2 separate regions of the Mus musculus genome follow, and region 1 is linked to region 2. Evidence: chromatin loops called from intact Hi-C (ENCODE). Cell type or tissue: left cerebral cortex. All regions are shown on one strand. Links, peaks and the distances in the headings refer to the core of each region. The heading gives the core; the rest is flanking DNA.

Region 1 (4,384 bases), core at 199-4,198, 290 kb after region 2:
TTCTGGTCCCTAATCACCAGCCTGCACCATCCTCCCTCCAAGATTGGTACCATCTTCCAGCCTATCATTAAAAATCGTTTCCTTGATTACCAGGGTAACAATGAAAACAGGTAATTGAATCTTCAAGAAATTACCATTTTTATAACTCGTGCCTAGTTCCTGAGATAAATTAAACATCTCTCTCATATTGCAAGCAGCTTCTGGCACACGAACGGGGGACTGATAGTGCCCTTTATCTCTGATACAGGCTTCAGTGAGAAGATGCAGCTGGGAGGCCTGGTGGCTTCTCCTGGCTAGCCTGTGTGGTGAGGCAGCCACCAGCCAGCCATAGGGTTGGTGGGTTGTGGGGTCGCTAGCTCCTCAGCTGCCTGGTTGGGTGAGGTTGTGGGGGGCAGCAGGAAGACCATTGTATCCCATGCTCCCTCCAAAACACAAGGCCTCTGGCCCAAAAGCTTTCTAGGGAGTATGGGCCAGGGATGTGAAAGAAGTGAGGCTGGGGATCCAGGCAGAGGTGGGAGCCGCAGGCAGGAAGGCAGTATGTTAAGGAGGGCAGTTGAGCAAGATGTGGTTGAGTGCTGATGAATGGGACCAGAAAACAGGGACCGAGAAGGTGGAACAGGGTCACACACAGCATAACAAGACCAGAATTTACTCTTATACCCTCCCTTTGGTTAAAGGCAGCCAGGCCCACCTGGCCCAGATATCTCCAAGTCAGGCAGCTGAGAGACTGCTGGGGGTGCTGCCACAGCTCGAGAGGCTGCTGAGGGTGCTCCCACTGCCTGAGAGGCTGCTGAGGGTGCTCCCACTGCCTGAGAGGCTGCTGAGGGTGCTCCCACTGCCTGAGAGGCTGCTGAGGGTGCTCCCACTGCCTGAGAGGCTGCTGAGGGTGCTCCCACTCAGGAGTGGCCAGGTGAACTGGGTAGGAGTGAGGAAGTGAGTGCTTAGCGATGGAAGGAGTCTGTAGGATTGTTGAGAGAGCTTGCAGCAGTGGTGGGCACTGTGTTGGCAGGTAAACTCACACTGGCTGAGGGAAGAGAGGCTGTAGGCTCCAGACTCAGGGATAACTTCTATTCACTTGCCAGCTGTGCTCAACAGAACCAGCTTTAAACAGGGGCGCATAGAGAGAAGTCCCCCCTGCCCCAGAGGCAAGAGAGGAGGTCAGGGCCATAGCATGGACAGGTGATTTGCTATCTAGATGGGAGGAAGGGTGGCTTTCAGAGCAGTCTCCCATCTTGACATCTACACAGATCCTCAAAGGTTGGAGTCACCAGGAGCATGGAGCTCTAGCAAGGCTGTTCTTCCTCCTTTATAGTGGGCAGGGAGGCCTTCAGACAGCACCGTCTGGTGGAAGAGATGGGAAGTGCAATAGGGAGTTACCATATGGGCAGCATTCTGAGGAGCCGGGTGTACCACGCCAGCAAATGTCCGACACGCCACCCCCCCCCCCAGCTCCCCATCGCCCTCTCTTTACTCAGGACTTCCTCATCTTGACAAAGCTCTGTCATCCAAAGACTCACCTGGAGGCTCTGAAGGAGTCTTATGACAGCGTGCATCCTGTCCACTTCCTGTCACTGACACTACACTGGGATGAGGATCCATGGCAGCACCACATCATAGCACACAGATAGACTAGAGTCTGTGGATGAGAGGGACATTCTACTTGGGTATGAAGACGGGCTTATCTTACACTCCCACTCCATCCCAGAAGGGCACAGCCCAGACTGTTGGCCCTGCCCTATGGATTGGGGTTGAACCTTGCCCAGAGCCTGAAGACATCAACCAAGCCCTAGTCACCTGGGCTGAGAGGGCCAAGGCTGAAAGTTCTGATAAAATGCAGGAAAATGTCAGGCTAGGCTCGGGGCTCTACACTAGACCTTCTCCTTCTCCAATGTGTCGAAGACCTGGTATTACAGCAGTCACACATGCTGGCTGGGACCATCCTGCCTGCCCTGATCACATAGCTCTGGGACTCCCTATCCTACTGGTGAGTGCCTGTGACAGACGTGGGTCAATCCAGAGCTGCCCATAGGACAGATGGAATACCGCTGTACAGTGCTGGGAAAGTCTAGGATAATTTGCTTCAAACTAAGCTTTCCTCCCAGAGCTTTGACCTCTGGAGTTGAGAATTCCCAGAAGACCTCAAGGACCCAGCCCACCTAGTGCCCTCTTTGCGGGGATAAGACACAGAGACAGGATCTCACTGTGCTAAGCAATAAAAAAAGGAGCGCCCTCAAACCAGTGAGAGCTGTGACCACATGGCTACCCGTCATGGAAACCACAGATCCAAGTGGGGGTGGATGCTTTGTGTCTGATCTGTCCGTGGCACAAGTTTCTGCCTGGCAGACTCTTCAATTTCTTCCTAGCCTGTCGACCCTGGGTGCTGGCTCCCACCCAAGTATCTGTGCCTGGTGCAGGGTTGAGGCACCATCTGGTGGCAAGTCTGGGAACTGCAGTCTACTCCTGCTCTGCCTGCCATCAGCATCGAAGCCAGGAGCCAGCTTTTGGCAGCTTAAAGTGATCTCTCTCATTTGTTCACAGTCCCACTTTAACCTGAGGGTCTTTATGTCATCAGGATACAGAAATAGGCCTTTGGAGTTTATAGCCTGGCACTGTTGCCTGCGCTGACAGGTAGGCCAGTATCTATCAAGAGTGGGGTCAGATAGAATACAACAGGAAAGATAAGAACCCAGGTTCTAGCCCCAGTAAGGTGAACTGGTACTGACCGCCAGGCAGCCCATTCATGCTGACTTTCTGGACACCACTGTCCATCTGGAAGTAACAAGAGACGAGATCTGACTCCTAAGAAAGGAGAGGGTCCTCAGCTTGGGCAGGGGTGCTTACGCTCAGCAGCCTAGTGGAGCACAGCATGGCGGTCAGCAGGCCACCTCCCAGTACAAGGCCTCAGAGCCCCCGACATCCTGAAATGATGGCTGTCTACTGGGACTGTGTCTTTCACAAGGGTTGTCTTTAGCACTCTTACTGTCTTTCTGACTGTTAAAGTTAAAAATACGAGTGGCCAAGAGCACTGACCGCTCTTCCAGAGGCCATGACTTCAAATCCCAGCAACCACACAGTGGCTCACAACCATCTCCAATGGGATCCAGTGCCCTCTTCTGGTGTGTCTAAAGACAGCTACAGTGTACTCACATAAAATAGATAAATCATTTTTTAAAAAAAATATGAGCAGTGGCTTCCAGAGAGTGACCACAGAAGAGAGGAGCAAACAGCCTGTCACCACATACATTCTAGGAGCAGAAAGTCCATGTCCAGTACTGAGCGCCCCATGGGTGTGCCTTTCCTCCAAGAGCTTCAACCTCTGGAGCTGGGAATTCCTAGAAGACCTCAAGGACCCAGCCCACCTAGTGCCCTCTTTGTGGGGATAAGACATGGAGACAGGATTTTACTGTGCATCCTAGGTTGGCCTCAAACTCATGGCAATCCTCCTGCTCTAGCCTTACAAAATCCTGATACACACAAGCATGAAGTAGCATGCCTAGCTCTGAGACCTTCTTTTGCCCACACCATGGTCTCAGGACCCTGCTTGCTCTGCACTCCCCACTCCCTGCAGACTGGAGAAGGCCGAGAAGGTCACACAGCTCTCAGAAACTCATGTCTACTTTGCCAGGAACAGAGAGGCCTAGCAGCCCCTACCTTCTGGCCCTGGGGTGACTTCATCACACAGACCACTTCATCCCTCATCTGCCCCTCTGCCACCTGGAAGGTCACAGGCTGTGACTCAGAGCCAAGTGTCATCTTGCCTCTCTAACAGAGCAAAGGAGAGTTCATGCCTAGGCCATACCCTAGGTCCTGGGTAGGAGATGAAAGGACTGGGCAGAGTCCTGGATGACAGGGTAATAATCCCAAGGCCACTCCAGGAATGCCTGTGAAACCCCAGACACATTCATCCAGGTTCTGTAGGATCCTCTAGTCCTACGCAGGGTGCTTTGGGGCTGCAAGTGGAGAACAGACTAGGTGGGTAAGGGCCAGAAGCCCAGGTTAAAAATACAGAAATGAGAATCTCTCATGGGTGTGGCTGGCTCTATGACTCTGAGTTCTACTCAGGCCCTGTAATGAGCATGGGTCATTGAGTGTCAAGGCCATAGTAAGGAGAGTAGAATCTGCCCATTTAGCCCCTGACTTCATCTCAGGCCAGCTGTAGGCAAGCGGCTCTGGATAACATAGCCTGTCCTCTCTCCTCTCCTCAGCATCCCCTAGGCACCAGCCGGGCTGGGGGGAAGGGTGGTGTGAGTGTGTCTGGATAGCTAGCCCCTTACCACCACTTCAGGCTCCTCAAGGCCATCTGGGTGTCATGGCAACATGGGCAGGAAGCGGCTGCCATGGCAACTGGTGTCCAGGGAAATGCGCTGCCTAGCAACAGGGGCTA
Region 2 (4,384 bases), core at 97-4,096:
TGCAGGACCAGTCTCCAGACAGAAGTCCGTGGACTTCATCTGTGACCCACCTTGAAATCAGAGCCAGCCTTTTGGGATCTCTAGAGCCATAGCAAGTTCTGTTCAGGGTTTGGGTGGCTCTGTCATTCAGGTAATGACCCAAGGTCACCAGCTAGAGGGCTGATGAGTCAGCTCTGGACAGAGCCACGTGTCCTCCTTGATATGGCCTGACTTTTTTTTTTTTCCCACACTTCAGTAAATTAACATGTCAGCTGTCTTTATGTTATTAAGTGCACACTTGCCCACCCAGGTGAAGAGCCCTCCAGCCCACCTGCATCCCTTGGGAAACTCTTACCTATCCCTGGAGCTGCCGACCCCTCAACCCTAGGACCACACTCACCACTCTTCCCTCCCCACCTCTGGCCTTTTCCAGTCCTACCTGCTGCTGACCTTAGCGGTGCCATTTTAGGAGTCTCTGCCATCTGCCATTTTCTTTGATGAATGTTTTATTTTGTTCTGCTTGTTTAGCTTTATTTTGTTTTTTTTTGAGATGAGGTCTTATATAACCCAAGTTGGTCTTGAATTCACTATGTAGCTTACTAACCTAGATTCTCCTGCCTCTACCTCTCAGGCATTGGGATAGAGGCAGGAGCCAATACGCCAGCCCAGGAATAGCCTCCTAACTCATTTCCAGCCACTTTTCTCTCCTAACCCTGCGTTTCAAGGTAGGCACCACCATTCTATATATCCAAAGCCAAGGTCTTGAAAGTGCGATGGTGAGGCTGGAGGTGGGGTGGACCCTCCTCTTGCAGCCCAAACATTCAGAGCTGAGGAAGATGGATTGGAGATACCCAGGACACGATGCCCTCCCTCTCCTGGGCCTCGCCACCCCTCCCCTGTCCTGTAGAATGGAGGCATCCCCCTCTCCTTGTTGTCCTCACTCACTAACAGGCTTGCGCCAGGCCATCAGGATTCCCCTGATTGCATTCTTTCATGCCAGTGCCTTTTCTACAGCAAACGTCTGCTAATGCAGCCTTTATCACAGAATTAGGGGATTTGGGGCCGATTGCACAAAGGGTCCTCGATAGCGCGGTAATCAAACGCCAATCGGCCTCATCTCAGGCAGGCAGGGGAAGAAAGAGAGCACAGGGGATTAGAGCGGGTTCGCTGCCAGGCGGGGCTGAGATAGCATCGGCGCGGCTGCAGGCGAAGGCTTTGGGAAGGGCTTCTGCAGGCCTTGGAGAAAGGCCGGCTTAGCGCCTCGCATCGAGGATTCTGAAACCATTAGAGGGGATTAACACCCAGGTTAATCTGCTTTGGTCGCTCAATTGTCACAAGCAGGGAACATTCCTGAGCTGGACAGACCTAGGGCCAGCTAGCGGGTCTCAGTTTCCCCAGCAGTCGCATGTTCAGAGGCAGATCCCAAAGTGCCACTTGGGGTGGATCTGGGCAGCTGCTGAGTGTGAAACCTGACTGGTCTTTTGTTCATTGCTATCCCTTTCTGGGGACCAGCAGGTTATACAGCATACTGCCTCTTGCCCTTTCTGTTCCTGACAAAAGGAAGAACTTTCCTTGCCCCTTTATAGACCCAAGCTGCAGCAAGGCTCCAGTTTTCCTAGTTTGGGTTTCCCAGGAAGGTGCACATACCTCCCATTGTGCAGCTCTTTTCATCTGATCAATGACGCTGGCCCATAGGAGACAGGGCCAGGTCAAAATAAACATGCAGCAGGTCCAGCAGTGCAGCCTGTGCACACTACTGCCTTCCATAGCAACTTAACTTCCTCCTGTAGCTACCACATTACCCAGAGCAAGGTATTCAGAGATACCCTGTACCCCAATCGGCACTAGACCATAAGATCCAGAGGACCGCAACGATAAGCTGTTTTTCCTTCCTTCGTTTAATAGTGAGCAATGAGTTTCCAAGCTAGTCTCCGTAGAGGGGGGACACTGGGGAAGAGCCGCGTGGTCATCAGTGAGTTTGGATATGAGCGCACAGGAAGACGAACAGGGTGAGAGGTATTTCAGGAAAAAGGATTAGGTTCCTGATCTGCACGTGGGTTACACACGACCTTAGGGGCAGTTAGAATCACACAGCATAGAGAGAAAGCCAGAAAGCATGGCCAGAAGGAACCACGGGGGGGGGGGCGGAATTCTGGGACTTAGTGGGGAGTGTCCCCTCAAACTGAGGGGTTAGGAGTTGCCAGGGGCGTGCGTCCTCGCACTCCGGAGGGTGGACTGTGGCGGTTGAGCTGGCCAGTGTGGTGGGGCTTGCAAGCGAGCTCGGGAAAAACCATAGGACGGGGAGTGTCTACGAGGCGCTTCCAGATTAGACTGGCGGCCGAGAGCGAAACTGCAAGCTCCGGTAGTCAGGTGGTTATATCAGCGCAATCCCTGCGCCCGCGGCAGCCGGCAGAACGCCTGCGCGGCCCCTGACTATAAGGTGCGTCCTTGTGATGTCATCAACAAGCGCCGCCTGGCGTAAGAGCTGCCTTGCTCCGGCTTACGGTGGTGTCTCTGTGTCGGAGGCCGTGCTTCCCATCCTCCCGTGTTTCCGAAACCGTGGAGAGCGCTAGGTAGCACTTCTTCCAGAAGTGAATTCCAAGAGCCCTCGCTCGCACACCAAACGGTCTGTGCTCTCCATGCTGCATGTCGAGGCGGGCACAGCCTCTCTCATGTGTTCATCTCTGTCCGGATCAGCTTTTGGATCATGGAGGCAGGCGTATTGTTTTTCCTTTTGGAACACCGGGAGAATCTCCCAGACACCTGAGGAGCTGGTGACTTGATGGAGAGGACCTGGCACGTGGCCAGCCTCCGTAGGTCTGTGAGGGCCTTTGTGCAGGCTGGCCAGACAGTCTGAGCTGTCCTCTTACGATCCAGTGCTTGAAAACCTTCCCAACGCCTGGGAGCGTTAGGAGGCTGCGCTGCTCTGGTAGTCAGGCTAGTGAGGTAGGTATTTCAGTTAGGCTGAGGACCAAAGGGTGGCTTGTCTCCTGGGGTCACTTAAGATAATGCCTTTGGAGCATAGTTTACTTAGGCCGGTGACATGGAGGATAGGTGACTGACATTCCACTGAGAAGACAAATGTGACATCGGTGTTAAAGGCCACTCTGGGGGCTCAGGGCTTGCCACAACCAGATCAGAAGGGAGAATGCTCTTCTTGGGTATTGCCAGGACAGAGTAGGACGTTGTACGTTACAGGACCACGCCCCAGTGCTTTTCCCACTGTCCTTTTAGGAGGTGCAGTGCCAGTATCTCCATTCTTTGTCCTGTGTCTAGGTGGTCCCAGATCTTGAAGAGGCTACTAGGTGTTCCTCAGACTCTAATTCTATGCTTTAGACCTACGAATTTATAAGTCCAAGAATCTGTGAAACAGGAAATTAAAAGCCAGCATCAAAAAAAAAAATTGAAATCTTAAACTGAGACTGTTTTCTGAGTGCTGGGAGGGATACAAAGGAAAGCAAGAATTCTTTTATTTGCCTAAAATGAGACAGTCACTGGGCTGGGGCACGGCTCAGATATGCAAGCTTGGACTCTGAATTTCTTGATTCTCTACTTAAAGTTTGGGGTTTTTTTTAGAATGCAGGAAACAAGCATTTTTCAACTATTAAAGTGTGATTTCTTTGGATATTAAACTATGATTTGCCATTTTATCACCTGCACAGGGGCATACATAGAAAATCTCAGGGTGTACCTATACAGCTGTAAGAGGAGCTCCACAGAATTTAGAATGGGTCACAAAATATCAGCTTGCGGTCCTGCTCTGTCCCTCTGTGGGCTTGTCTAAGCCCTGTCCTCACTCTGAGGCTATTGTTCCTCCTGGCACAGTTCTATGAGGAGTGTGTGCCGCAGATCTGCAAACTTAAGTCACCTCCTGGAATTCTTCCCTGTATAAGCTCTGTCTGTCTCCAGGGTTTTAAGAAGAGGTAAAGTCCCATTCTGTAAGTTGGGTTTGTTCTGCATAGCATCTTGATCAAAGACCCACATCACATATCTCTGCCTTCACTGCTATCCAGAGAGGCAGTGGTCACCAGCCTAGAGGCCTGATCAGATCCCCAGACCAAGAGGATCTGGGGACAGTCAAGGGCAATCATACATAGCTATGGCTCTTCCTATGAATCATGGGCCTCTTTGTAAGTACAGTGACTGATGGTATCACTGTGACCATAGATGGAACTCCTCTTGGGCAGTTGCTGGGCTTTTCATGTCTCAGTAGCATCAAGCACCTGGGGAAACTGCAAGGCACTTCCTGCAACTCAAGAAAAGCAACCCTCAGTGAGGTTGCCAGATGCTATGTTCCTCCCTACAGGAGTCAGGTCATTTCAGCTATGCAGCCTAGTGGTGTGTATTCTTTTAACCCTATTTCTCAGATTAGGGAGTTGAGGTTAGGTAACTTGCCCAAGGTTAT

What was found. A loop is a pair of places that touch in the nucleus more often than their neighbours do. Peaks named below come from ENCODE experiments on the same cell type or tissue, not always from the same donor. Only the 100,000 strongest peaks of a DNase experiment are listed, where the experiment ranks them.
Region 1: a loop joins it to region 2, with 2.8 times the contacts of the local background. A loop is called at or near these places in 5 of 42 quality-filtered maps.

Annotation. Positions count from the first base shown.
Region 1 is chr16:18,209,563-18,213,946 of GRCm38, forward strand. 4933432I09Rik (RIKEN cDNA 4933432I09 gene) reads right to left here and starts at 4,301. Exons shown (of 3, transcript NR_015575.1): 1 at 4,275-4,301; 2 at 1,518-1,636; 3 at 124-1,341. In left cerebral cortex, for the core only: CTCF peaks have their summits at 1,345, 1,547 and 2,434 (motif pointing left); DNase peaks (open chromatin) are centred at 1,333 and 2,417; H3K27ac peaks cover 1,619 bases.
Region 2 is chr16:17,919,606-17,923,989 of GRCm38, forward strand. No RefSeq gene overlaps it. Among named protein-coding and RNA genes, the nearest start is that of Slc25a1, 6.4 kb to the right of the region's middle. In left cerebral cortex, for the core only: a CTCF peak has its summit at 2,320; a DNase peak (open chromatin) is centred at 2,403; H3K4me3 peaks cover 1,820 bases; H3K27ac peaks cover 1,467 bases.